7 separate regions of the Mus musculus genome follow, and regions 1, 2, 3, 4, 5 and 6 are each linked to region 7. Evidence: chromatin loops called from intact Hi-C (ENCODE). Cell type or tissue: heart. All regions are shown on one strand. Region 1 overlaps Gm38456 (a long non-coding RNA gene). Region 2 holds the start of Lpp (LIM domain containing preferred translocation partner in lipoma). Region 3 overlaps Gm31814 (a long non-coding RNA gene). Region 4 has its middle 24 kb from the start of Gm32126. Region 5 has its middle 46 kb from the start of Lpp. Region 6 overlaps Lpp (LIM domain containing preferred translocation partner in lipoma). Region 7 overlaps Gm31527 (a long non-coding RNA gene).

Region 1 (4,000 bases), 290 kb before region 7:
CCCTAGAGAGAACCATTTTGGTGTGATTACTAATAATATAATTTTGTGTTCACAAGGGTGTTTCTGCAATGACAATAGATTACTCAGTTGTCCTAAATGGAAATATTGTTTTGTCTGGATTCTTCATTTTATTATTTTGGTTTTTATTTTTTATCTTTACTTTACTTTTTGAGAAATGATGGTCCATAGAAGAGAAATGACTTCCCAATCCACTCAGAACCCGACCAGCTGCCAAAGTCCTTGTCTTTGTACCTGGGAAGGAAGGAGAGGGGACCATAGTGAGAGGATGGTTCCCTTCTCTTCTCCTCTCCTCTCCTCTCCTCTCCTCTCCTCTCCTCTCCTCTCCTCTCCTCTCCTCTCCTCTCCTCTCCTCTCCTCTCCTCTCCTCTCCTCTCCTCTCCTCTCCTCTCCTCTTCTCTTCTCTTCTCTTCTCTTCTCTTCTCTTCTCTCCCATGAAGTAATTCCTCAGCAGGAGCCAGTCCTCACCCCCATCCTTCTTGATTTCCTGGAAAGTTATCAGTAATGGCTTAGTGCCAGTGGCTATGACAGAGATGGGGTGTGAACATTACCGGAACCTAGAGAAGAAAGCATTTCGTGTTTTTTTTTTTTTCTGTAGTCAAGAGAACAAGCCCAGAGGGAGCCACACCATCTATTAATGTAATTAGGTCTTGTTTGCACTTCCTTAGCCAGGACCAGCGTTGACTTAACTCACTACCTTTGGAGGTAAATGATGGAGGTATCGTCATTAACCTTATCCAGCTGAGAAAACAAGTTCCTTTCAGATGATTGACTTGGTTTAGGCTCCCCACCTAAGCATCAGTAATGAGACTAAAGCTTAGTCTTACATTTCCTTGCTTAGCATCCCCTATATCTCTTATTTCCTGCAGTCTGCTTTGAGGCATTTCCAGTGCACAGTCCCCATAAGAAATGTCTTCTTGACATTCAAGCAACTACATTCTGATGTTAGAACCCACGGTAGATTTATCTTCCCTTGGCTCTGTGGATAGTGGTATTAGAATATAGTTCATGATCAACCAGAGACTATTCTACAAACACCACCACCATGTAATGAGTGTATGGATGAAGGATAGGGTATTTTATCAGGAGAGAAGACTTTTGCCTTTAAAATAGTTTCTGGGATGTGAAGAGTAAGAATGGGCTGTGCACAGCAGCTAACTGTGCAGTGCTTGCAAATCACTGACCTGTGACTTGCAGAATCCTATTTTAGAAAGATTTGTACTGTTAAACTGAAGTTCCTTATTTGGAACTCACAGCATCCCTGAGCAGTAAGAATCCATCTCTTGACAAGATATGTAGGTTCATCCATTATCATAGATGCAGAATGGATGCAGGGTCAGGAACCCCAGAGAAGGTCTCAAACTGTAGCTGACCCATGAGTAAAGCACTTTTCCAAAGGGGGAGGGTGTTCAATGTTCTTAAATGACAAATTTGTGATGGCATTAATTAGTGTGCCGAAACTTCTAAAGCCACTAACTAGATCTTCTTGTTTTTTTCTGTGAGTGCTGTGGTAACCTAGTGTGTGTATACAGAAGTGGGGCAGGCAACTTAGAAACCCTTTATCGATATGCTGTGCTATCATATGACAACCTTGGGCTCCACGGTGTAAATGAGGGGCTAGGTGCCTTCCAGCCTTCAAGAGATACAGGTTGCCCTTTCCCTGGAGTTTGCAGTCACTCTACATTTCAGAATACGGAACTGGTGAGATGGGACAAAGGTCGTGAGAATCTGAGGTGAGAGCATCCCAGCACATCATGTTATATGAAAGTGTCCTTCATGATGCTGCCCACTGGTGCACAAAACGTAATATTTTACAAAATATTTGCACAACCACTGTGTCTTTTGGTATGTTGGGCATTCAGATACGGGCCTTTAATGAAGTACTATGAAAAACTGCAAGGGGGTACCTGCAAATATTGGGAAGACAAAGCGAAAGGACCCACCCCTGTCCCCCATGAGGAGGAGAGAGAAACCTCCATGGAGTAGAGGCCACTCTGACGCGTAAGTGGATAAATCACGCACCGGAAGCACAAACCTAAGAGGATAGAGGCTGTGGAGGAATCAGGTCTTTTGGGTAATAAACGTCAAGTTTATCAAGTCGTGATGTCCAGGCTGTGAGCTAACTGGTTTCGAATACAGTGCAAAAAAAAAAAAAGACCCTAGGCCATTCGATACTCATTTTCCAGGAGAGGAAGTAGGCTCTAGAAGTCAGGACCTTTGCTAAAGTCACGCTTGTATGTAAGGTAACCCCAGGGCAGTCGGGAGCTCAGCATAGAAGCTGTTTTTTGCTACCCTGTGCTGCCTCCAGCAGGCCTGAGCCACCGCCTTCCTTGCGTGGGAGAGGCCTCCAAGCTGTTTTTCCTGAGCCAGTGGGGCTGGCTCTGGCAGAGAGTGGAAGTGGGTGGGGTGGGGGCTGTGAAGCAGAGGAGGGGCCTAACAACAAGGGCTACATTCAAGGCCTGCACTGGAGCCGATGGAGGAGAATGGAAAGCTACAGTCTCTTGGAGCCGTCCAGCCTTGGCAAGGCAGCAGGGGCCTTATAAGGAAATGTTGTTCCTTCTCAGCCAGTGGGACTGGGATAGAGCCCTAGGCTTTCAGGACAGAGCTGCCCTTGTGGCGGGAGGCTGGGGGTGCCACCCTCCAAAGCTCTCAATGGGCCACTTCTGCAGGCTCAGCATTCCCTCTCAGCCTGGGGAGCTGCAGCCCCTATTCCCCATACCCACCCACTCCTTAGTGCCCAGCGCTGATTGGAGGAAAGAGGAATAAAACAAACAAACAAAACAAAGACTTGGCAAGGTCCCTGGCCTCCTTGCTTTTTGACACTGAATTACCCAGAAAACGGATTGAAATCAAACTCTATCTTTTCCCTGATGGATGCACAAGTAAAGGGATCCCTCGTTGACCTGCTGGCCTCTCCAGCACCTTGTCTCTCTGTGAACACAAGAATTAGCACCTGGCTTAGTCTGGTGCAGAAGGGCAGGAGGCTGAGATGCGGCAGGATGGAGCCTTATGCCCCGAGTGAATCTACCTTTTTCCATCTCCCACAGGAAAGCAGGAGGCTTTGGAACCCACAGGAGAAGGTGATTTTCCTCAGCTGCCTCACCTGGGCCAGGCAGGCCGGTGGGCCTTCGAGAGTCAGAAGTGTATAGAGGAAAAACACAGACTCCCCAGACACAGAACTGACTCTTGTTGGGAAACAACAGTAAGCATTACTCAGCCCCTGGAAAGAGGCCTTTTCTGCAGCCAGGCAAGGGAAGCCCAAGAAGACCTCACTCAACTTGATATTGAACTTGCCAGGGGTGTTGAAGCAGAAAAGATGTTTAATGTGGCCTTTTGCTTTGATCGTTCAGACAGGCAGAGACCCATGAAATCCTGGAGCTAAGAGACTTTGAAATATCCCACTCTCTTCCTAATGCTCCGATTCCCTTCCCAGCCTCCTTATTAGGGCACCACAGCCAACAGCCAGCATGTGCGTCTGTGACCATGCTCTCTGGCCTTCAAGAAGACTGTCTAGTATCTAAAGATCACCCCTCTTCCCCTCACCCAGAGTGCCAGTCATTGTGTACAGAGCAAAGCTATGAGAAGCATACAGGAGACACACCGATAAGACTTCAAACCCTAGTGAAAACACAGGGTTTTGAAGTGGAAAAGTCCTCTTGACCACACTAAAGTCTTAGTCAGGGTTTCTGTTGCTGTTTTAAAACACCATTGACCAAAGTCAATTTGGGGAGAAAGGATTTACTTTATCTCATACTTCTAGATCAGAGTTTATCACTCAAGGAAGTCAGGGCAAGAACTTGAGGCAGGAACCTAGAGGCAGGAGCTAATCCTTGGAGGAATGCTGCTTGCTTCCCATAGTTTGTGAAACCTATATTCTTATAGACTTGGGACCACCAGCTCCAGGGTTACCACCACAGTGAGCTGGGCCCTTCCCACATTCATCATCAACCAAGAAAATGTCCCATAAGCTTGCCCACAGGAT
Region 2 (4,000 bases), 400 kb before region 7:
CCTCCACAAAGGGTGCTACTCAGTCCTAGGCCTAATAACCAAGTCAGGAACTTGGCTTCCTCTCCCACTGCCTATGCCCAACTCCAAGGCCAGAGCTGCATACAAGGAATTGCAGGAGGTGGTGTTGGGAAAGAGAGGAAGGAGGGAGTTCAAGATAGGCAAGACAAGGCATTGCCCAAGCTCAGGACCCGGGTGTGTCCCCCTACCCTTCACATAGCTAATCCTCAATAGATTGTATTCTGGATTCCACAGGCTACCTTCCAAAGATTACATACAAGATACACAGTTTCCTCTTTAAGTGCCCCTTGGCATTGGCAAGGACACCAGGAGACTCCTGGGAAAGCAAGATTCTTACTGGGTTTCTGCACCAACATCCCCCACCCCACCTCAATCCAGCAGTGAATATGGGGCTAGCAATTCAACTTCTGTGGACCGGGGTCTACTTCCTGTTTGTAAAACTGAGAAAGGGTCCCGCTGGGAGAGGTTGACACACTCTACAGTAGCCCTGTACACTTTCCCTCTTCCCCTAAAGCTTGTCTGAAAACTCGCTTGTGCCGGGAATAGTGAAAACAGTGAACCATTAAGTCACTAACATCTTTGAGAAAAAGTTTTACTGCAGAGGCAAGTTTGCAAAGGGAGTGTATAGAAACAGGAGAGTCCCAGAAAGGATCCGCGGAGAGCTCTTGCCAGGCCTTCCTTGTGGGGGAGGGGAAGCAGTGGACCCCCTTCCTAAAGAGAAAGAAGGCCAGAAACAGTTTACACTGCCCTGTCCAAGTACCCAAGCCACAACTCCACTGACACGGTCTCCTGTCATACTCCCACCCCAAGCCACGAACACAATTCCACCCACGCCCACTCCCCACCCTTATTTAGCCTTCTCTGGTCTGCAGCTGCCTCCCTGACACGAAAGGCCTCGCCTTTTTTACTTAAGAAAACTCCCTATCCTTCAAAGGAGTCAATCACAGGCCCCTCTGGGATTTCGGGTCCGGCCATGGAGGCCAAAATAAGAAAAGTCCTTCCGCGAACTCCCATAAAAAAACCTGATCTTTGCGTTCTCTCCAGGATTTGGCCCTTCCTACTTTGAGTCAGGTTAGGCTCCTGCGTTCCAGTGAGCGCTCCCAGAGGGCAAAGTTTGGCCTCTGTAACCTACAGTGCTTAAAAGCAGTGGAGACTCCACAACCGCTTACAAAAAGATAAATTAATTAATAAATTTTTTAAAAAATTTTAAAAAGGCAGCAGGGGAGCAGAGGTCCGGAGCCACCGATCTTAACCTGGCTCCACCTTCCAGGGATGACTTCCAGGAAAGCCTGCCTCTCTTTGCCTCGCCTGCCCTGACTGTAAAATGGGAAGACTCCGAGTCACTGGGTCCCTAGGCCCTTTCCGCGGTGACAACTGGGATTCCACGAAAGCTCGAAGCCACCGGGCGCGGCCCCGCCCCCTGGGCACCCAGAAAGGCCCGGGCCGGGGGCGCGCTGGGGACTCCCGCATCCGCCCCTCCCCCACGGCGTGCACCCCCGCTTCCCGGCCGGGGACCCGCACTTCCGCGGCGGGCGGGGCGGAGCAGGGCGCCCCGCGCTCCCCACCACCCTCAGCGGCCCGTCCCCCGGGGGGTCGGGGGGTCGAGCGGCGCCCGCGGGCCGAGGCTGCGGGAGGAAGCCTTCGCTACGATACCTGGGGGAGGAGGTGGACCGGGCAGCGGCGGCCGCGACGGCTGGAGGCGGAGGCTCGGGCGGAGGAGGAGGTGCCGGGCACTCCCCCTCCCATTGTCCCGGCCCGGCCCGCGGCCCGCAGCGGCCCGCTCCGCCCGGCCCGCGTCCTCCCCGGTGCCCGGCCCCGCTGCCGGCCCTTACCTTGCAGCGGCCGGCTCTCCCCCGCCGCTAACGCTACTTATCCCGGGAAAGCTCGAGCGGGCCCCGGGAGCGAACCCACAGACAAAAAGTGAAACTTCAGCAGCAGGCCGGGAGTGGCTGCTGGTTGGTGCTCTCCCCCTCCTTCCTCCCCACCCCCTCCCCGCGGTCTCCCGTGCGGTGCCCTGAGCGCTGGAGGCTGACGTCAGGGGCCTGAATTCCTGACTTTGCCTGCACGCATTTGTCCATGTAAGGTATGGGGAGGCGTGTGCCCGCGGGCCGCCGCACTAGCCGGACGGGGAGGGGGCGCGGGGGGCAGCGGCGGCTCGAGGTGGGTGACCCTGGGCAATGCACTTCCTGGAGGAGGGGACGCGGGGGGAGGAGGGGGTACAGGGAGCATGGGAAGAGGAAGGAAAAGAGGGATCTGCCTCCACTGGAGGAAGAGGAAGGAGATGCAGGAGGAAGTCGAGAAACCGGCACAACTCGGGTCTGTTCTGCAGACGACAGATTGGAAAGCTGAGCTTGAGCAAAGAGATCCTGCCATGGAACACCCCACCCCCCACCCTAAGAGCCTCGTCGGAGCCCCGCCCAGGACTCCAGCAGGACTCAGAAGTCCGGGATGGTAGAGAGCAACTTCAGTTCCCTTCGCACAGGAGAGCTCCGAAGCTGGGACCTGACCCAGTCCTGCCCCGTGGAGAGGAGCCAGTATTCTACTCTTAGCTGGGTTTCCGCCTCCAGGCACGACCCGGCCTCTAACTGTGAGCTTAGACCCAAGTTAGAGCTAGGCAGATGACTTGACCCACTGAAGTGACTAACCCCAGTTCCTGGAAGGTTGTGGTTGACAAGCCTTGAGAAACAATGGCAATCGAGTGCTTCAGGGCAACTTCCTGTCCTTTGTTCAAAGACAAGAACCTTTGGAGTTTAACTTTTGCTTCCCAACCCTGCCCTGCCGGAAAACCAACCAGAAAGCTTGCTCTGTTCTTACAGCTTAAAAAAAGAAAATACACGAACTGGGTGAACTGGTTTGAATAAAGACAAGCCTGTTCTTGGAAGGTTGGGTTTGGATATTTTGTGTTTGATATTTGTAAAAGTGAGCAACGATGAGAACCCCTTTTACTAGGTTAAGATTCCGGCTAGGAGACACTGGAAGCCCTCTGGCCCTCAGTAGTGAACGCTTTTCATCCCGGCACAAGAGAGGTTTACATAGACACTGTCACAAACTAACCAAAAACACAGATTTGGGTGTGGGTGTGTGGGTGGGGGTGTGGGTGTTTCTATCCTGTATCCTTTGCTTTACCCCAGTCTCCCAAACAACTTCAACCCATGCTAATAACACAACCACCCATTCTGGTCTTTGATTGGGTTGGGTAGGATCTAAGGAAAATACCATAACATGACCTGCACAACACAGCTGTCTGAGCATGCCCCTGACCTTCCCACTCTCAAGCCACCTTCCACCACCGTGGGCCCTCACCTTCTACAGCCTAACTCAGTCATGCAGACAGAAAAAGTACACCAGGGACTTCAGGGGTGGGGACGCTCCAACGTGCCTCTTCTCCGGTTATATTTTGATGAACCTTTCGGACTAAGTGTCAAAGTACGTACTCCTGTACTTAACATGTATTGAACATTTCTCCGGCAGTCTTCAAAATTCAAACACTTCTGGGGCCAAACTGCTTAACCCCTTTGCCCTCCCAAGTTTTCCAGCTACACACACTCAAAAGTAGGATTACAGCAGGAGAGAACACGGGTACCTGTGCGTTCCACGGGAAACAGGCTCCCAGGGGTCCGGCTTTTTAAGAGATCAGTGTATTCACTCTACCCTAAGCATTTCAGCCAATGCGTGCCCTCTGTGCTACTGCAATGGAAGTCATCCATTGCTCGTTTAGGTATAACAGAACTTGACCAGCATCCCTTGCTTCCTTTACTCCCTTCTCAGTAACCCACTTATAAAGAATAATAGAGTTCTAATGAGGATTAATAAAATTTAATAAGGTATAATTAGAGTCATTCATTTCCTCAATCATACACATTGTAAGAGTGCTGTGTTGATCCAGAAATGCTACTAATTATGTTGAAACTGTTCTCTGTGTTGGGGGAGATCACTGTATCGCTTCTCCTGAAGTACTGATGCATCACTCAGGTAGGCATGG
Region 3 (4,000 bases), 250 kb before region 7:
AGCCTTTGTAAGATGGAGCTGACATAGTTAGTCCCTGCTCCTCTTAGGGTCTCTTGCCTGCTGCTTGCAATGGGTTGTCCTCCGAAGATAAAGATGTTCCTGGAAAATCTGGGATGGGGGTCAGGTGAGTTGGTTTTACTTTTGGCCTGAAGCCCCTGCAAGGATGTTTGCAGAGTCCTGGGGCCTACATGGGCAATGAACCTGCATGGGCAATGACCTCAGTCAAGAGGAAGCCCTCTGCAGGCCTTATCCTATACCGTTCCTGCAAGAAGGGGCTGGGGCAATGGGTTCCAGGGTTTGCAGCCCGCAACAGAGTTGCAAATCTGGACTAGGGGGTCAGAGAGTGGAAGGCAGCTACTGCATTTCTTCTTTCTTTCCATACCACCCTTGCCTTTCCTTTTCCTGTCTTCTTTGCCAATTCTAAGTGTCCTTCCTATATTTTTGTGGTGGTTGTTTTCCATCTGCTGTTCTTGACTTATTTCATCTTTCATTATTTAAATTTAAGTAGGTGATAGCACTTCTCTAAGTTGACTCACGACTCCCACTCTGCTCTGCCTCCTTAACCTTCCCCCGTTCTCTCTCCATGCTGGTCATTCTTGATTTCTTGACATTTTTTTCTTTTTTTGGACATTCCAATGGGTACTGTCTCAGGCCACCTGCATAGTGTTTCTGGTGCTGACTCCCATTGCCCCACATGGCCACACGTCTTCTTTGACTTTCGGGAGCTTGCTTTAACAAACACGTTTTCAAAGGCACCGTCCCTCTACAGGCCGTGTAAAGATGCTGCACACTCCTCTTCTTCTCTCTGCTCTCTGCTGATCTACACACGTGTAACCCTGCAGCTTACTCTCCTCTTGTTCATTGTCTGCACGGTAGGAAACCAGAACATAAGCTTTATGGAGGGCAGGGCTATTTGTCTATTTAGGACAGAGTCTGGCATGATAAATGGAGTAAGAGAGCAGATATGATTCTTTCTAGTGATCGACAAAATATGTACGCGTACTATTTTACTACTAGAAATTAAGTTCATTAAATATTTTATCAGTTCAATCGCCATCACTAACTATACTTGCGATAAAGGTATTAAGTGTTTTATAGATAGCCTCACTGCTCTAGATTCTGTGTCCCCTGTACTGTGTTTGAGGCACCAGATCAGGTCTGGCTTCTTGTAAACAGCTGACAGGCCAGCATTTCTCCTCCGTGTCTCTACTAGTGAAGTAGCTTGCACGCTCCCTGTGGACCTTGTGGAATTATTGGGTTAATTCGATAGCACTTCAACATGGAGTCGACTCCAAGGCAAGTCACCCATGCGTGGTTCACTGTTGCACACCAGTAAAGGACTGGACGAGTGGCTTCCAATGATGATGGAAACATCTAATGGGATAAGAGAGGCAGGTGTTGTGTGCAACTTAGTCTTCACGGGGGGACTGAGCTAAGAAAAGGATCTTAGGCAATGTGAGTGCTATTTGCGAGCGTATCAGGAGGGAACGGGAGCAGAGGCCAGCTATGTCATGGAATATTCCTTGCTTTCTTCCATTCCCCTCAAGCTCCGTGCTGGTGCGTCTCTTGCTGTGTATTATTGACAGAGGAAATGCTGATTCATGGGTCTAAGTTACAGGAAACCTTGTTTCCTGGTGAAGAAACAAGCTTGGTGGAGCTGCCAGCACCCTCCCTGCCAGTTGCTGCCACATGTCCTGCTCTGGGCCTGCACCCAGGCCGTCTGAGGAGGGGCAGGCCCCCTCAAGCTTAGCCAGTGAGATCACTTTCCCTGGCCCAGCTCCTCACCATGCCTCTCTGGGCCTTTCTGCTCTGACCTTACAATACCTTTCCAGCCCATCTCCCTTGCTTCCTGCTTGCTCCACCAGCTGAAGCCACCAATGAGCATGCCCAGCTCTCCCTGGGCACCTTGTATTTCCCACTCTGTGCCATGGCTCCTCATGTTCCCTGCCTGAACTGGCCCCTGAGCCCGTGTTGGCCCACTGAAATCCTACCTCCCCTTGAGCTCTGCACAGCTGTTCTGCTATATGAGGCCCGCTCTGCTTCCTTCTATTTATTACTATTCCTTTTAGTAGGGGTGTTTCCAAATATGTGAGCATTTGCGTACACTTACCAGCTCCAGCAGCTACCTGATTCCTCCTAAGTAGCCCCAGTTACTTTGACGGAGATTTTTGAGCTCCCTTAGCCAACTCTTGTAGTCCTACTTAACTTATGTTTCTTGAGTTGCACACAGAAGAAGGTCAGTCAGTGGCTTTACTCACCATGAAGCCAAACAGACATGGATTGAGCCAGCCAGTATTACAAGACAGTCAGTGGCAAGCTAAGATCTTTTCTTTTTTTCCTGAGAGGCCTCATTGAAAATGGTCATGTAGTTACTGTATCTAAACACAACAGATGTTCAAGTTACATTATTATCACATGTGTATAAAATAAAAAAAATTAATCTGCTAGCCAGCTGATGAATACAGGGACTTCTTAAGCTCGGCACCGAGCAATCAGCACTGGGCAGCCCTTTCTGAGGTCTGCTGTGTTCTGTTATCTGATCTCCTCCTGCTGCAGGAGATGGCTGATTTAGATGAAGAGAAAGCCATCTGATAATAAAGGCCTGTGTGAGTTAACCAAAGTTTAAAACGGTAAGTGTTATAAAATCATGTCTCTTTGGCTGTTACATGGATTAGAAAGCAGACATTCAGTAATGGAGGAATTTAACTACTCTGAAGTTACCTCTAGTTAGACAGATAGGAAGAGAAATGAAGGAAGTTTAATATGTGCACTTGGACTTTGGAAGGCTGGGAGCAAAGGCATGAAGAGACCATTGGGAAGGTAAAGCAAGAAATAGAAAGCCAGTCCTGGAAGAATGGCACACTTTCATCTGGACCGGACACAGCTCACGCCTGGACTTTGGCCTATAGTAAGGAGTCACCTGAAAGTCCAGTCTAAGGTGCTTGGACATTCCTGTGTCACAGTAGGAGGAAGAGTCTGGTCATGAGCCAAGAGCTGAAGAGTGGAGAGGGGATAGGAAGGTAGTCACCTCAGTTCCTAGATCACACAGAGGGTCTGCCACCAGTAAAGCAAGAGACCAACATGGCAGGCGGCTTGCAAGCTATGGAGGGTCTCTGGGAGTGTGACTCTCCATATCTAGCATTGTTTCAGCACAATAGGGTACCTGATGGCAGGAGTCATTGCCCCGAAAGAAGGGGAAGAGAATGGGGAGGAAGGTTAGGGAGACTGCATACGACAGTGCAGTGTGAGTCAGAGATGTGAGCAAGGATACAGCTGGAGAGACTCCTGAAACCTTTCTCCCTTCCTATGTCTTGGTTTTCTGTTATTATTCCTGTGGAGATGCTCATAAAACCTTCCCCATGAGAAAGCTGCTCATGTGCCAGGTTTGGGGATAACATGTCCAGGCAGGGTTTGTGGGAGGAGCTGGGTGGGGAGAAACGTTTAGCATTCCACAGCAGTTACAGTTGTAAAGAGATGGGAATTGGTGGGATTTGTGGAACCAGTGGGAGGTGGGGGTGGGGGTGCGGGATGGACACAGGTTTAAGGTTTAATTGGCAGGTATTTCCCTGGATATTACAAGTACAGACAGGAACAAAGGCTTCTCAGAGGAGACTCATGAACTCTATGACAAGCAGGGTTCCACGACAGCAGAGAACATCAGACCTCAAGACCCACGAGAAAGTGTCCTCATAAGAAGACCCATCCCTCTTCCCACTGTTCACATGAAAACTATAGCTCTCATCTTAAAGAAATACGAGATAGTTTATTTCATATCCATTTTGAATGACCATAGGCCAGGAACACAGATTTCAGTTGCCCGAATTTCATGTTCCAATGTAAAAGTAATTTCACAGGGTTTGTTTTATTGTTTTTGTTTTTTGTTTTGTTGTTGTTAAGCACAAATAAAGTCATAAACCAAGGCAACTTTAAAATACACTCACTGGTGAGCACACAAAAGGCAGGTACAGGGAGATGGGGGAGCTATTCCATAGGTCCAATG
Region 4 (4,000 bases), 190 kb before region 7:
TCACCCTATTTACCTAACTTTATGTTCTTTCTTTCTCTCTTTAAAGAAAAAAGCCACCACCACCACCAACAACAACAACAAAGAAACAAATTTCCCAATGATCAAAACAAAGCCACTAAAAGATATGAAAAAACCAACCCACAAACAAGGAGTTTGTTTAGTGTTAGTACACTATTCCTGGGCATGGGACCTGCCCTGGGCTGTGGTTGGTAGATCCAGTGACACTCCATTGGAGAAAATGGACTTTCTCTTTCCCAGAAGCTGACAATCAATCCCAAATAACTTCTTAGGGGCGGGGCTCTGCATCTACTTCCCCTTCTCAGCACTAGGATTTAGTGTGGTTTAAACCTGCTTTCTTACACAACTCAGGACCATGTATCCCGGTATGGCACCTCCCACAGTGTACCAAGTCATCTCATAGTCATCATTAATCAAGAACATGTCTCACGGGTATATACCCACAGGTCAGTCTGATGGAAGGAAATCTCAAGTGAGAGTCCCTCTTTCTGGGTGACTCTACTTGGTGTCCAGTTGATGAAAGCAAACCAGACCAGCCTGCGGAGGCAGTTTGCATGCCTTCCTGATGTTCCTTTGCACTGAAGGTCCAGAGAGTGAGTGTTGTGGCAGATTCAAGCATTGGAATGTCAGGAGGAAGAATCACTATGAGCCAGGGTGAATCCAGAAATGTTTTTGTTTTTGTTTTTTTTTTCCAGGAGAAAGCATTTTGTAATGTGTTGAGGTGTAAACCCAGGGCAATACTCCAGAGGCTTAAATGCATGTTGTGGGGGTTCAAACAACCCCTAAAGGCTGAAGCAGTACAAATAATGTCAGGAGGACATTTCAAAGCCACCATTGTAAATGAATGCAAGGAGACTCCAAATGAATGGCTGCAGTTTTAACTGTTGGGTGTTTAGGAGTTGCCGAGCGTCTGTGAATGGACAAGTCATCTGAGAACAATAGTATTATAGAAAGCTTTTTATTTAATTAGACATGCAAGATGGATAATAAAAAAAAGATCACAGGGGCTCTGAGCATGGAGTCAGTTGGACTATACTGCTGTCTTTAAAAGTTTTAAATTAACTGATGAATGTGCTTGTGTGTGTGTGTGTGTGTGTGTGTGTGTGTGTGTGTGTGTGTGTGTGTATACGTACATGTGCCTTCCTGCGCTTGTACAGGACAGTGGACAGCTTGTAGGAGTCAGTCCTTTCATGGTGGCAAGTGCCTTTACCTGATGCCACCCCCTATTATACTGCTTTCTGTGTAACCTTTGTTGATATACATCCAGATATAAATATAAATACATATAATCGCCTCTTCTCTACTTTAAAAATCTGTCCCATCTATCCCCCAGTGAAGTGTTGAATATCACTTTCAATGAGAAATGTTAAAGAATTTTAAACTATAAAGCTATAGAACAAACCCAAGAGATAATGAAATAGCCAGGTGGGTGAGAGGAAAGCTGTAGGAGCCCTGGGAATGGGTGGAGGGAAGATTGGTGGAGGCCAAATATCATCTTCCCTTTTCTTTCCCAGTACTTTCCAGTGTCACCTGCCTTCAAGTGGGAGCAATCACCAGTCTGGGGCACACAGAACTGATGATCTAGAGTCAGAGAACCCAAATCCTTAAAGATCTCTAGTAACTTCTTCAAGGGAATAGGAGAAACTAAAAACCTGGCTCTTCAGCTTGGGATGTCAGCAAACATCTGGGCTAGAGTTTTTCAGAGTTGGTAAGCAGTTATGAGAGACAATGACCAGCCAGGCTGCAAAGGCTCTGGCTCAGTGGTGCTGTGGGTAAGTGTGAGTGGCAAGTGTTCTAAGGATGACGGGCAAGGCAGGGCTGGCTCTTATGGAGGAGGAGGGTTAATCCAATCCCAGCAGGTTGGGATCTGAGTTCAGACTAGGTTGGGAGGCTGATAGAGAAGCACCCGGGCCTGCAGCCAGCCCTGGGCTTCAAGTGGAAGCATTTCACAACCTCTTTTCTCCAAGGGTTATGTCCTTGGATTGACAGCCATTGGGGCCATTTAGGGGGAGTGGAAAGTGCATAGACTCAGAGCCAAAGAGCTGCATTCCAGGCCTGGTTCTGTCACTGTCTGCTGGGGTGACCCTTCCTTTCTGGGCTAGTGTTGAAGCAGGCTAGATGATGCCTGGGGCTTCTTTCAGATCCAGACCCCTTTTAGCGTGTGTCTTTTCAGACTGGAATGCAGTGGGATAGTGACTGTGAACTGACTCAGACCCCAGAGTAACAGAGTTCTATGACTGGACTCTAAGCTCTGGCAATGATGGCAACCTAGGAATTTTCAAAAATGTTTGTCTTGGGCAGAGACAACTGTATGTAGGTCAAATGAATAAGAAATCTAGAACTCACCCGAGTTTATGCCTCCCATGCTATGGAGTTCGGTTTACTTGAAGGAGAATTTCCTCAGATTACAAACACTGATCATTTCCATCCATTCTTAGAAAGTAAATATCTGATATGCTCTTCCCCCATCTCCAACCAGACTCTCAGTGATAAATGTACTTTCTCTCTTGAACTTGAACCCTTAAACTTCCTGGTCAAAAAGAACACTAGCTCTGGCTTTTGTGTGTTGGGACATGAGGGTCAAGTTCACTAAATTGACTACTTGGTCCCTTGGGTATCCAAGGAGGCAGAGATGCTCTATAGCAAGTTGCTCTATCTATGCCATCTCTGAAGGGGGACCTCCTCTCCTCCAAGTCCTCCACAGAAGTCACTGTTGTTACTAAATTCCTCTAAGTCAGTGGTTCTCAACCTGTGGGTCGAGACGCCACAGGGGTCGAACATTAGACATTTCCACTGTGATTCATAACAGTAGCAAACTCATAGTTATGAAGTAGAAACAAAAACAATTTTATGGTTGGGGGTCACCATGACATGAGAAACTGCATTAAAAGGTCAAAGCATTGGGAAGGTTGAGAACCACTGCTCTAAGCTTTCATTCCAGCGTCCAGAGAAACCTCTAAATAATGTAAAATGTGTGGGAGTGCCCAAGCCCTTAGATGGGGTGAAGGATCCAGAAATTGGGCTGCTGCAGTCCTTACACAAGGAGAGAAAATCAGGATAAGTAAAAAAAGTCACTGAAATTTCCTGCTGAATATCGGAATGGTCACAAGACATAAAATAACCAAGCAAACCAAGAAACAAAAACAAGCCTTCAAAAGAAACACAGAGCTAGGGAGATGACTCTGCTGATGAACTGCCTACTATACAATCACAAGGCTCCAAGTTTGGATCCCTCGCAGCCACATAAAAAAGCAAGGCACAGTGTTCCACACATGTAACCTCAGCCCTGGGGGGGGGGGGGCGCAGAATTGGGAGCATCCTGCACTGGAGATACTGTGCTCTATGATTGGTATTTATCTTGCTTCCTCTTCATCCTCTGAGATAACCCCATTTTGTAAATGAAGAAAGTGAGGCCCCGAGGAGGTTAAGTAACTTTCTCTGAACCACCAGAAAGGAAAGGGTCAGGCTGGATTTTGATGGAGGGATACAGATGAGATACTCTTCATGGGGAGGAAAGAATAACCCTATAATTTGGGTTGAATGAAGGGGCTTGGGGAGTTAAAGCCAACGGGGCTTGAGGACTTCGGAAAAAGGACAGGAAGCTGACCTGTGGAGTTAGGTGAGTGTGGGCTCAGAGTCTGGAATATTGACAGACGATAGGGACTTGAGGTAAGGAATGTAGCAGCCCAGGGCTTAACAGCTGCCTCTTCCCCTTGCTTTGAGCACCAAAGACACAACCTACTCTGGTGCAACTGCACAGGTGTCCTGAGAGCTTCCTGTCAGCCAGTCTTGCAGCATGAGACACTTCTCCAACCCCCCCCCCCACCATTGTCAGAGCGTACCCTCCTGTGCTTTGGATTCCTGTGGACTGTACCTTTCCTCAGCCATTCTTGGTTCCCCAGACCCAAAAGCTCAGAAAGGCTGCAGCAAATGAATCACTGAGTTCTTTTATTGGAACTGAAATCTGAAGAAGACTACCTGG
Region 5 (4,000 bases), 360 kb before region 7:
CATTCTGGCATGCTGTCACTCTGGTGCTAGGTTTCTAGGTAGAGAAACCCAAATGGTAGAAAATAAATCAATTTTGTTTTTTGAAAGTATATTGATCTGAGGGCAGGGGATAGGAGATTTCTGGAGGGGAAACTAGGAAAGAGGGTATCATTTGAAATGTAAATAAAGAAAATATCTAATAATAAAAAAGACAGTATATTGATTTGATAAAGATAAGTTACTTATAGATTAATCAATATATTCCAGGCACTGTGCTGGGCAGAGAGGAGAGTAATGAATGAAGCATATGTTTGACCATTCGGCTTAATAATAGTCAAGGAGTGGACGAGTGAGCAGGAAGTCAAGACAGTTGGGAAGCTGTACCACAGGACTAGTCAGTGAGCAGGAAGGGGTAGGGACCTGTGTTACATGGAGAAGGGATCAGAAAAGAAATGATGGTTGAATCACTGGGCAGGTCTGCTTGTCATTAGGTATGTCATTTGCTGATGGTCCCTTAGCCAGCTTTTGCTGTTGTCCTTTGTTTTGGGGTGCTTGGAATTCAATCAGGGCCTTGGGTGTGCTCGGCAAGTACCCTACTGTTGGACTACAGCCCCAACACTGTTTATCTATTCTTTAACCTCTCTCTTTTCCTTATTTTGCTTGCTTGGTTTTGTTTTTCAGACGGGGCCTCACTATATATAGCTCAGCTAACTTGGGACTCCTTCAAGTGTTGGGAGTGAATGCCTGGGTCACCATACCCAGCTTTCTTTTGGTTCTTTAGCAGTTATTAATCAGGACCATGACAGGTACACTTTGGAAGTCTGACCTTTCCAAGTCTTTTGTTCAAGTCATCTTCCCACCGTGGGTGGCCACTGGACCTAATTCTAGCTAAGATGGTAAAAACAGGAAACAGATGCAGGGATTCTTAGAAGTATTTGTTTTGTGGCACAGGTGCCATATTTTCCTTCCATCCCACCCTCAGCACCAGACTGTGTGTGAGGGTTGGCAATGGAGTCACCAGAACCCAACTGCCATTAAATAAATCTAGAGAGTTTTGACCCAACACAGTTACAGTGAACCTATTGATCCTCTTGGCCATCATGAACAACGTTGTATGTGAAAAACAATTCCTTAGCATTAGTGATCTAGGTCTTTGTTATAAACTTGTATCTTACAGGTTTGAGAGTACTTTTGACTTAGACCTCTTGTTTTGATAACCTCTTAACAAAGTTATCTATTATAAACAACTCTTAAAAAAAAAAGAAAACAAAACAAAAAAGATCTAGAGCAAAGAAAAGAAGAAAAAGCAAGCCAAGTCAAGCCAGCCACAAAGGGGCTGTAGATAGCATCTCTTTGGTTACTCCTTTTTCCTCCACAAATGAGGCACTACTAAGATTTATCACTGTGAGATTGAGACAAGAGTTATAGGTGTCTGGCCTCCTGTCTCTGCACCACCGTATATTTCTTTAATGAAGTGTGAGACCAGAGCTCCATAAATTCCCATAGTAGCAGAAGCAGGCAGGAGCTCGTCAGCGGAGCTATTCAGGGAGCCCAGCATCACTCTTTGCGTATTAGAGAAGTTCACAGCTGGCTAAAAATAGGCTTGGAGAGAAGAAGTCGCTTTTAGACCGCAGCTCATTTTGGATTTCTCTGGAGCCCCATTCTGGGCCACCGTGTATTTCCTTTTTCCTTTCGTTCTAGTAAGAGCACCCAGGCGGGTCAGAGACAATAGCTGCATGGTTATCTTTAGTTCCACTGTGCACTGAAAGCAGAACTCCGAAGAAATAACAGTAAGCCCCGGGGTACATGGACTGTTACTGCTTTTTAATAAGCGCTAACGCGAATCGAGTCTTTCCTGTGTCCTGGTCTCAGTGCTTGCTTTAAATTCTCAAAACAACCCCAGGAAAGAAAAAAAAAAGCTATTAATAGCCTCCTCCCATCTTTAATGAGGAACCAAAGATTCAGAGCAGACAAGCAACCTGTTTCCAGCCATAGAGCCCTGGGGTGTGAACCAGCGTCTGATTCTTTTCAGAGCCTGCACCCTCAGTGCCACCCCTGTAAGGATACACGCGCCTTTCTGCATCCCATTAGTATGACTCTTGTTGTAGGCCAATGAAGCAAGCAGAGGGGGACACTCCAGGGCCTCCTCGGGGAACGGACTACACACATGAAACCGGGACTTGAACTGTCAGTTTTGGAATCTTTCAAGACACAGGCAGCTCAGTCATGGAGTACACGTGGAATCCTCTCACGAGACTGCGTTCTAAGATTCAGCAATGGGTCCTCTGTCAAGGAACCAGCTGGCCCTGGGCTGCCCTGATTTATTTAGGGTCTTTGAAAGACATGTTCCTCCCTTATACCTGTAGTGAGCGATGTTTGGTACTTGTATGTACGACCTCAAATGTAATACTGTTTTCACGGTTGATCAAGCAGTCCTTCCTTCATATTGCAGGATCGAAGTGTGAGTTGGAGAGGGTAAATGTCTCCCGTGGAATGCGGCCAAGTTAGCTGATAAAGCTAATACCAGATCTCTTTGAACGTTTAAATTATCGAGTGACAAGAGAGCTGAGCCTTAGTTTATAGGGCTGAGGGTAGGTATTGTGCACGTGGATTTTTTTTTTTTTTGAAATACCTGAGTTTTGAAAAATAACGGTGTTCTGCCCACATTTTCAAGCACAGTGGTAGTCAAAAGAAAAACTCTATGGAGGTAATAATACCTTGTATTTTAAATACTACTTGTCTCTGAAAAGCTCAAAGCACTCTATAATCATTTCCTTATTATCACTCTCAAAACTTCCTGGGTCAAAAAGTTACAAAGTTTGTATCTTAACAAACGGGCCTCAGTTTCCTCTTTGGACATAAGTGGTTAGATGGTGAAGTTATCCTCTTAGAACTGTCAGTCCCAACAGTTTTCCTGCTCTCCCCTTCCCCAGCCTCAGAAGCACCCTCCCAACCCCCAACCCCTGCCAGCCAGGAACCCTGCTTAACTCTTTGTAAACCTAACAGGGGAGTCTCATGGTATAGAACCGTGAACTATTTCAAGTTACAAAGGTTCATGCAGGTAAGGCTAAAGGTGGAGATGCTTCCAGGTGGGCAGGGGCGAAAGGCCAGAGAGGTACGGTGGCTCCCAGTCTGTCAATTTGGATGCTTGGAATTGGTGTTTGTCTTAGGGTTTTACTGCTGTGAGCAGACACCATGGCCATGGCAACTCTTATAAAGAACAACATTTAACTGGGACTGGCTTACAGGTTCAGAAGTTCAGTCCATTATCATCAAGGCAGGAGCATGGCAGCACCCAGGCAGGCATGGTGCAGGAGAAGCTGAGCGTTCTACATCTTCATCTGGAGGTCAGTAGGAGACTCTTTTCCAGGCGGCTAGGACTAGGGTATTAAAGCCCATGCCCACAGTGACACACCTACTCCAACAAGGCCCCACCTTCTGATAGTGCCACTCCCCGGGCCAAGCATACATAAACCATCACAGTGTTAGGTAGTACTTTTATGAAAATATTTTGTTGTAGTTTTAAATAAAATAAAAGTGGTCAGTGAGACCCATCTTTTTTATTTTATTGAAGCTCTGCCTCACTACAGGTTGTACGTACTCCCCGACTCTTAGTGCAGACCCACAGCACAGGGCTGAGACCCTGGGTTCTGGAATATGCGTGACTGAGCAGACTTCTTCTTAGAGAGTGAAAGGGATTTATTCTCCCCGAGCACCTTGATTAGAAGACTCAGGAAGAGGCAGGCGTAGCAGTTAGCACATGCTGTTTCTAACTAGTCCCCAAATGGTTCTCCACCTCGACTAGGTCATAAAGAAACAAAGTCAAATACAAACACACACATGTGTTTATATAGCTACTGCCTTCCAGTGAGCTCAGAGCATATGTCCATATACATAATCCCATTGGTTCTCCTGGTTAGTGACAGCCTCAATTTGTCTGAGATTGCTGTAGAGCAGAACAGCTGATCTGGGCTCGAATGGCCTAGTTGGTGACATCAGTTGTTGAGTGAAGACTCTCTGA
Region 6 (4,000 bases), 440 kb before region 7:
CACAGCTGCAGACACCACCTGCTGACTCCCACTCTTCTCATCTTTTCAACCATTTTGTTAGCACCTCGTGCTTTGAATTAATTCCTTCCACTTAAACTATACAGAATGCTTCTCCAAGTGTCACTTCTAATAGATACAGGAAGAAAAAAAAGAAAGAGCTGGTTCCTTGATCCATTCCTCTGTATCTCATGTGTCTCACTCTACGTCCTAAGATGTTTCCTATGCACAGGCAAAAATACCTCACTTGATTGCAATAAGCCAATAAATCTAGAACTCTCAAACTGATGTAACAGGTATAATAATCTAGTCAGTTACCCAACAAGCTTATGGTCAATGTAAACACCAAGCCACAGAAAACAAAGCCTGCTTATGGCAAAATTATTGACCTCTTCCTTAAAGGTTCTAGCTTGGACAGTTTTCCAGATTCACACCTCTTAGGCTTGCTTGCTGCACTCCTGGACCATCCAGCCTCACCCGGCGCCATGCTCAGGACTTGAGAAATGTTTGCTCCTTTCTCTTATCTTGGCCAAAAGATGAACGGTGCTTTGACCGGTGACCCCAGCAACATGTCCAGCACTTACAGAGTTTTGCCACTGCAGCAAGAGTTGAAGTCCCCTCCCCTGAAACATGGGTGAGTTTGAGTCTGCTCCAACCGATGGAGAAGAGAAACACAGCCTCTGACTAACAACTACTGGCTAACAACAGCATGTTGGTCAGGATTCACCCTCCCTCCTTCCTTCCCTCTATTTGCCTCTCCCTCCCTTCTTCCCTCCCTCCCTCCCATATCCCTGTCCCTTTCCTCCTTCCTTCAACCTTCCTTTTAAGGCCATCAAACTAAGTGCATGCTGCGAAGAAAATCTATCCTGGAGAACATATCCAGCCATCCTGACCTGTGACTGTCAGCATTGCGTGTCTCTAGTGCCCAACCTTTAATTCCTCCAGCCAAGACCACAGGCCTTGTAAAACAAAAGCTCTGGCCATGTAGGCAGATTTCTTCCTCCTTCTTTGTCCTGCCTAAATTCTTGACCCAGAAAACTCATGAGCATATGTGATTGTTATATGCCCTAAGTTTGCAGCCCTGACTATTCTTTCAGCTTCACCCATCCCTGCTCAGACCATTTCTTCCTACACTGATGAAGTCCATAGACGATCTTGTATGGAAATGGCTCCACTGCGTGGTTGGAAACAAGGTACAGGTTCTATCTGTTACTACAACTAGGGGACACAGCAGAGTTAATGGGGGAATTGAAGATAAACAGACACAGACCAAGAGCCTTGCTCAACTCTACATCTGCCTAGTGAGTCCACTGAGGACTATGGCCTCTGCGGGCCTCTGTGCTCTCATCTGTAAGAGGGCTGGCTGAGCATGATTAGGAAGGCTAACTGCTGAAGGGCTTGTGAGGATGAACTGAGAGCTACCCAGAAACTGCAGCCATCTCTGCAGCTATTGACTACCCAGCACTTCCTCCTTGCTAGTGTGACCTCATCCCCAACACAGCTCCACTGCCTGCCTGCTCAGCATGGAGCTCAAGGCCTCAGACATGACACGCAGGTCAGAAACACTCAATCCTGGCTAAAAAATAAGCAAAAACTCCTACCTAGCGCATCAAGACTGCAAGCTCCAGTGGCTAGGAGTGTACACCCTGGAATCTCTGGCACAGATTCAATTCCCAGCTCTGTCAGGTCTCGCTGGTGGCCTGAGCTCTCTGTGAATGTCTCTTTATATGCAGAACAGGGACAGAAATGACACTTTCCTCACAGAACCAATACAAACGAAGTAGCCACCACTTAGTCATGTCACCAAGTATGTCGGTGCATGAGCAATCCGAGACTCATTCAACTGTAAACCCTGGTGCCTGGTGTACAAGGTAAAGAGTCAGGATCCCAGCCCATCTCTCCAGCATTGTACCGAAGCCAATGCACTTCCCATGCTCCCCCACAAGCACATTTAATGGGAAATGTATCTCACTTGAACAGGGGAAAGCAGTCCAGACACACCAGGGCTGTACCTCTGGGCATAGCAAGATGATAAGGCCAATGTCAGAAACCCTGCTTTTCAGCACAGTCAGCTCCTGTGGGTAAAATTAGCTCAGCTCTGTTCCAGTGCCAACCGGAGCCCCAAGGCAAAACTCACCCCAGGCAAAGCACGACCTCACCTGACCCTCACTCTCAGGAAGGGGTCCCTCATGCACCTCATTAGGGACTGCAATGACTCACTAGGCTCTTTCCTGTCTCTGGCTGCTGAGTTCACCTCGCTGCTATCCAAAAGCGCAACTCCACAGGAGAACTAAAGACAAATGCAAGCAGCCATTTCGGCTTTCTTCCCTCCGAGGCAGCTCACAGCAAGGACTGAGAAGGCTGCTTGCAATGCCAGCTGTGTGCTGAGAAAGCTTCCTGAGTTGTATAACCCAGCTCACAGGCAAAGAGCGGGCACTTGCCCAAATAGACCCCTGAGGTGACTATCCTTAGCTTTCTACAAAAAGGACAGTGTTGACAGAAAGACAGGCCTCTGCAGTACCTCTGTACCCTACAGCACACAGCACAGTAGACTAGAAGACCGCTAGAATCTCCTCTGCACCCTGTCACCCCAGCCGAGCAAGGACCACCTCTTCTAGGACCCTCCCCATTCACACTGCTACCTGAGTAAATTCCACCCCACCACACCCGCACCCCTTACTCTAGAGCACTTAGTCAGGCACAAATGACTAAAGATACAGAAATGAGAAGAATGTCCCTTCCCCTCCAGGAAAAGCAGTGAAGTTCAACAGAGGCCCAAAAAGGAGGAAGCAGAGATAAGTAAGGTCAAAGGTCACAGGGGACCGTAGTCCCAAAGGGAATGAGCAGGCGACGGGGGCAATGTTTCAGAGGAGAAAATGCAAGTGTCAAGCCATAGAAGGTGACAGAGAATCCAGGTACATGCCTGAAGACACGGCTACCACCTGCTGACTCTCCCCTTTAATAGATGCAAAACATTTGGAATTTTACTCTGGGTGAAGAAATTAGAGACTTTGAAAAATAGAGGTAGGCCAGAACATGTTCCTGAGTCTATAATTCCACTCGTGAGGAACAGAGAACACAATCAAAAAGGGCAGGACCAGGAAAGAAGGCCAGCTGAGAATGCTAAGAGAAAGGCTGAGCTCGGGAGGGGCCCTAAAGGACGACAGGAAGGGAGGGTTGTGGAGTGGCTGCCACCATAGCTGACAATACAAGCTGAAGACAGGGCATCCTGCATCCCATGCCCCCACCCCTCCCCCCACCCCTTGTGTTCCGCTAGCAGTGACTTGCTTCCCACAGTGACAGTGACATACTGAGTCTCTTTAAAGACTTCCAAGTGCAATGTCCAAGAGGCAGTGACGTCATTCATACGTGGGCCTCCAGCTCACGAGTTCCAAACCAGAAAACCTCACGCACCCGGCAGGAACACAGATTCAAAGACAACCCAAGACAAAGTTCTGGAGCCCCTACCCCTCTGGCATGTGAGAAGGGCAGAAGCCAGCATGGAAATCTGGAAGAAAAGCTAAGGACATCAGACTGAGAGAGAGAATAATACAAAGGCCAGGAGAAACTATGCTGGCAAGTACTAGAGTTGGCATCACACAGTGGAGTGGAGCACCTCTCTCCAGACTGAAACAGGTTCGGACAAAAAGAAAGAAGAACATAGACACATGTGTAAAGATAAATAAAGAGGAGCTCAGAGACCAGCATCCCACAAAGACTCCATGTCTCCTCCCTGACTCTTTAGACTACCCTTGACCTCAGGGCACAGTGTGTACCACAGATCATCTTGTGTACTTCCTGGCCAGTCACATTTTTGAAAAGTAACAGAAATTAATTTTATTAGTGTATTCCATTTATTACAACACACCCAAATACCATTTCAAAGTAACAAAAACAAAATTTATTTACGTATACCTTTAATCCCAGCACTTGGGAGGCAGAGGCAGGCAGATTTCTGAATTAGAGGCCAGCCTGGTCTACAAAGTGAATTCCAGGACAGCCA
Region 7 (4,000 bases):
TCCCTGCCACCAAGCCAGCTTCAGATAGGCTTATGCAGAGTCAGGTGTACAGAAGGTGGTGTGGAGACGAAGAAGAAGAAGAAGAAGAAGAAGAAAAAAAAAAGGCAGGCACAACACGTAAATCAAGTTTTTCCACTCCTAGCCTCCGGTGGTAGAGAGCAGCCTGGTAGGCAGGGCCAGCCACCCTGAGTTTACAAATACTCAAGTCCCTCCCTCCCCTCATCCCTCTCACTTTATGGTTTAGTTTCCGCTTTTCCTCCTGCTAAGGTTTCATAGGAAGTGAAAACCCTGCTATTCAAAACAGTGCTGGAACGCAAAAAGCCAAATGATTGCGTGTTCCCATCCTGACACTTCTCTATTTTAAAACCCAGATAGTCATTGCCATTTAAATTAATGAGCAGAGCATGGGCAATTGGTACTGTGGTGAAAAAAGCCTGTAAGCCAGGCTGGAAAGGTTTGCTAAAGAGGGGCAGATGATGATGGTGGTGAAGAAGAGGAAGAGGAGGAAGAGGAGGAGGAGGGAGGAAGAGAAAGGAGAAGGAGAAAGTGGAGAAGGAGGGAGGGAGGAGGAAAGGAAGGAGGGAGAAGGAGGAGGAGGAGAGAAGAAGAAGAAGAAGAAGAAGAAGAAGAAGAAGAAGAAGAAGAAGAAGAAGAAGAAGAAGAAGAAGAAGAAGAAGAAGAAGAAGAAAACGACGACGACGACAAAGAAGAGGAATGGACGAATGAGCCTGCTTTGAGCAAGAGGAGAAACTGAAATGAGATCTCCTCCTCAGGAGGTGACAGCACAGCTGCCAGTAGGCTCAGGTCTGCCCCCCTGTACCAGTGTTTCAGTATTTTTTTTCTCCGTTTCCTGCTCGTCCCTCAATCTATCAGAAAATCCACTAACCTATCCTGTGGCTGGGGATAATATACAGAGAGTTTTTATAGAATGTTGTTTCTTTGTTTTTCAAAGATGAAGTCTAATGTAGCCCAGGTGGCCTTCAAATCACCATGAAGCCAAGGAAGACCTTGGACAACCAATCCTTTTCCTCCAGCTTTCACATATATGTCTGGCTTGTGTAGAGCCCTTCCAAAGGAAGGTCTTGAAAGAGAATAAAGAGGTATGCTTTTCAATAGAACTGTCAATGTTTACAGCTCAGACCCTTCATATAGCCACACAAATTCTTCACAAATCCAAATGGCCCCAGCTCCTATAAGCATAGCCTGGAGTCAGTTCTCAGAACCAGCTACTGTTTACACAGGGCCTCATGCAGCCTTGCTGTCCTCCATTCTGCAAGCACAGGATACACACCCCTGAAGGCCAGATTGTCAGGTCAGCCCGATCTTCAGAATTGACCACGGGCATCAAATCACATGGATTCGTTTTGAGCTGTGACTCTAGGTTGGCTCACGAGGGACAGTCTAGTCTTTGCGAAGACAGAGCCTGGAGGGGTGATTATCAATCAGTAAGGCTCCTCGTTCTAGAATCTACAGTGCTGAATTGTGGGAACGGTCTTGGGTGTGAATTGTGTTCCATCCCTTCAACAATGTAATATTAGTACCGAGTTATTTTATTTTGTAATAGAGCTTATATTTACCCAGCAGCCGTGATCAAGGATCTTTCCTAAGCTCAGTCCACGGGGCAAGGAAGTTGGCCGAGTCCCCGATCCTGAGTATTAGCAACCAGGAATCATTAACTCATGGCATTAGCTGATCCACGTTTTTCTCAAGTCTGCAGAAATAATTCATAAAACCCCAGGGCATGGGATCACTCCTGTGGGCTCCTTAAGGATGATTTAAAGGACTCTGAATATATTCCGGTCATTTCTTTATCCCAATAATAATAGCACTGTAGAATTCAAGGGCCTTACATAGCTAGAAGTGATGAGGTAAGACCCATAAAGAGAGAAGAAAGGACATGCAGGAAGAGATTGCATTGGTATAAAACTCTATTAAGTCACTTTCTCTGGAACCGAAGAAACTGAAAGGTGAGCGCATAATTTTCTTCAACATCCATTCAGTTGAGAGAAAAGAGGCTCATCTAAAAGCAGGTGCCTCCTTCCGTTTTGGTTATTTTCTTCCAACATACACACTTTGACTTGGGGGGTGGGGTGGGAAGAGAGAGAGAGAAGGGGGAAAAAATCAAAACACAACAACAAAAATCCCACCACAGTAACACAAACTCTGGCACATGGTCCCAGGAAGGATAAGAGGTCCTAGTGCTGGGTTAATAAAGCAGGGCTGGTGAGCTGTTGCTCTGAGAAACTTTTCAGAGAATCAAAGGGTTTGAGGTATGAGAAGGGTAAATTCCTTCCCAGCCCCCACTCTGGCTGGCTCTACCGCCCGAGGGAGCACATTTCCCTTTGCTCTGCAGCGCCCCCATGGGGATAAAAGTGGAATAGCAAAGGGAACACAAGACCGACAGTCTCTCTCTGTCTCTCTCTCCCTCTCTCTCTAACTCTGTGTGTGTTTGTGTGTGTGTGTGTTTTGAAGACTTGGTGGTGGGAGTCAAGGGATAAGACACAAGGTCACTCTGAGAAGAAAAATAACCAAAATCACCATAAAAGTAATTCTATTTATGAAGACAACAATACAACAAAACCATACACCTGCGTTCCAAAGCTAAATTGCATCTAAGAAATTTGAAGTACTTAATGCTCAGAAAAGGTAGTAATCAGACAGCTAGCTACACAAAGAAATTCACTTCAGCAAAATTAGGGTGTCATTTTGGTCCAGTGGGATTAACTTAATACTCTAAAATGAGAGGGAAGGGGACTCTAAGACACAAAAACCCAAAGCAGCCACCCTGCTTCCGGGCAGTGTGGATCAATTTGACAAAGTCACCGTGTCTTTGGAAGTAAAATGTTCATTTTCCCAACAGTGATAGGATTAGGCCTATGTGTATTCCTCAAAAATCCTTCACAAGACAGGCTTTTCCACCGAGACTGCAGTAATCCATCTGCCAATACGTATTAAAGCATTCAGATTTCTCAGGGACAGACAACGGATTTTCTAAGTTCCAACCCTCACAGAAAACAACCAGCTCCTTCCTCGACTCCCCCAGTTCTAAAACCTGTGACATCATCTTTTGAAGTGGTGGTACTCCAACAACAGCACAGCAAAAACTTCTCATAGGACCAGTCCTCTGTACCCCACAAGCCAGCAGTCTTCCAGAACTCTGCTTGCATCTCTATTTTTAAGCCCACGTTTAGGGTTGTGGTCCACAAGTATTCATTAGAAATTAATATGTGGAGATATTTTGCGAATGCTTGAAAACCCCTCTGTGATTTAACGAGCCACTTGAAGGACTTTCACAGCTAAAGCCCAGAACAGCCTGACCTTTGAAAGAGTCTTTTGCTCCAAACACTTTGAGTTCATTCTAGTTCTTAAGGAATCTGAATATTATTTAGCTCACACCCTTCTTGCAAGAGACAGACATAAAAGAAACAAGAGTCTCACTCATCCAGGGATGAGTAGGAGGGCAAAAACCCCGACCAACATTTAAATAAGGAAACTGCAGCTATGAACACATAACCCAGGGCCCACCGTGAAAGGAGTCTGCCCTGTATTCACCTTTTAAAATAAAGGAAGAAAGAAGGGAAAGAAAGATTCCGCTCCTCTCCTCCCCTCAGCTCTGCTCCAAAGCCTAGAGGACCCGGCTGCGAGCAGTGCGCCTAGTGTAGCACAGCCTGTACTCAATACGCGCAGTATCTGTGATCCTGGCAGCCAGGCCTTTAGAATTCCCTCAGGCTGATCCCTTCAACACATACTGAAGAGATTTTTTTTCCTTTCTCCCGACGACCTTGAAACGAACCCAGTGGGGGTTTAAAAAAAAGGGTGGGGGGAATGTTCAAGACCTTAAGAAAATAGCAAAATACAAACATGTATTTGGCTTCACAGAATGTTGTAACAGGCAAACATTACACGTACCCACACACACATTTCTAGCATCAAGAAATTTCCTGAGAGTCAACAGTAACAGAGTAAACCCACCACTCGCTGTCCTGGAAAGAAACAAACC

Evidence for each region. Hi-C counts contacts between places; a loop is a spot of excess contacts. Peaks named below come from ENCODE experiments on the same cell type or tissue, not always from the same donor. Only the 100,000 strongest peaks of a DNase experiment are listed, where the experiment ranks them.
Region 1: a loop joins it to region 7, with 3 times the contacts of the local background. A loop is called at or near these places in 10 of 42 quality-filtered maps.
Region 2: it touches region 7 in a loop (10-fold over the local background); 20 of 42 quality-filtered maps call a loop at or near these places.
Region 3: a loop joins it to region 7, with 2.8 times the contacts of the local background. A loop is called at or near these places in 5 of 42 quality-filtered maps.
Region 4: a loop joins it to region 7, with 2.2 times the contacts of the local background. A loop is called at or near these places in 8 of 42 quality-filtered maps.
Region 5: a loop joins it to region 7, with 4 times the contacts of the local background. A loop is called at or near these places in 13 of 42 quality-filtered maps.
Region 6: it touches region 7 in a loop (4-fold over the local background); 3 of 42 quality-filtered maps call a loop at or near these places.

The regions. Positions count from the first base shown.
Region 1 is chr16:24,280,948-24,284,947 of GRCm38, reverse strand. All of the region lies in intron 2 of Gm38456 (a long non-coding RNA gene), which reads left to right. Among named protein-coding and RNA genes, the nearest start is that of Gm38456, 13 kb to the left of the region's middle. In heart, a CTCF peak has its summit at 2,342; DNase peaks (open chromatin) are centred at 2,467 and 3,197; H3K27ac peaks cover 1,120 bases.
Region 2 is chr16:24,391,455-24,395,454 of GRCm38, reverse strand. It overlaps Lpp (LIM domain containing preferred translocation partner in lipoma), which reads right to left and starts at 2,105. Exons shown (of 13, transcript NM_178665.5): 1 at 1,851-2,105. Lppos (LIM domain containing preferred translocation partner in lipoma, opposite strand) reads left to right here and starts at 1,800. Exons shown (of 2, transcript NR_037954.1): 1 at 1,800-2,101; 2 at 2,348-2,899. In heart, no CTCF peak of the experiment used is centred here; DNase peaks (open chromatin) are centred at 864, 1,814, 2,104 and 2,224; H3K4me3 peaks cover 3,137 bases; H3K27ac peaks cover 3,383 bases.
Region 3 is chr16:24,236,121-24,240,120 of GRCm38, reverse strand. All of the region lies in intron 1 of Gm31814 (a long non-coding RNA gene), which reads left to right. Among named protein-coding and RNA genes, the nearest start is that of Gm31814, 25 kb to the left of the region's middle. In heart, no CTCF peak of the experiment used is centred here; a DNase peak (open chromatin) is centred at 1,790; H3K27ac peaks cover 894 bases.
Region 4 is chr16:24,181,422-24,185,421 of GRCm38, reverse strand. No RefSeq gene overlaps it. Among named protein-coding and RNA genes, the nearest start is that of Gm32126, 24 kb to the right of the region's middle. In heart, no CTCF peak of the experiment used is centred here; a DNase peak (open chromatin) is centred at 1,921.
Region 5 is chr16:24,345,784-24,349,783 of GRCm38, reverse strand. No RefSeq gene overlaps it. Among named protein-coding and RNA genes, the nearest start is that of Lpp, 46 kb to the left of the region's middle. In heart, no CTCF peak of the experiment used is centred here; a DNase peak (open chromatin) is centred at 1,613; H3K4me3 peaks cover 305 bases; H3K27ac peaks cover 1,281 bases.
Region 6 is chr16:24,432,957-24,436,956 of GRCm38, reverse strand. All of the region lies in intron 1 of Lpp (LIM domain containing preferred translocation partner in lipoma), which reads right to left. Among named protein-coding and RNA genes, the nearest start is that of Gm24440, 29 kb to the right of the region's middle. In heart, no CTCF peak of the experiment used is centred here; a DNase peak (open chromatin) is centred at 2,246; H3K4me3 peaks cover 720 bases; H3K27ac peaks cover 3,260 bases.
Region 7 is chr16:23,989,689-23,993,688 of GRCm38, reverse strand. All of the region lies in intron 1 of Gm31527 (a long non-coding RNA gene), which reads right to left. Among named protein-coding and RNA genes, the nearest start is that of Bcl6, 2.8 kb to the right of the region's middle. In heart, a CTCF peak has its summit at 2,358; DNase peaks (open chromatin) are centred at 2,328 and 3,688; H3K4me3 peaks cover 690 bases; H3K27ac peaks cover 1,391 bases.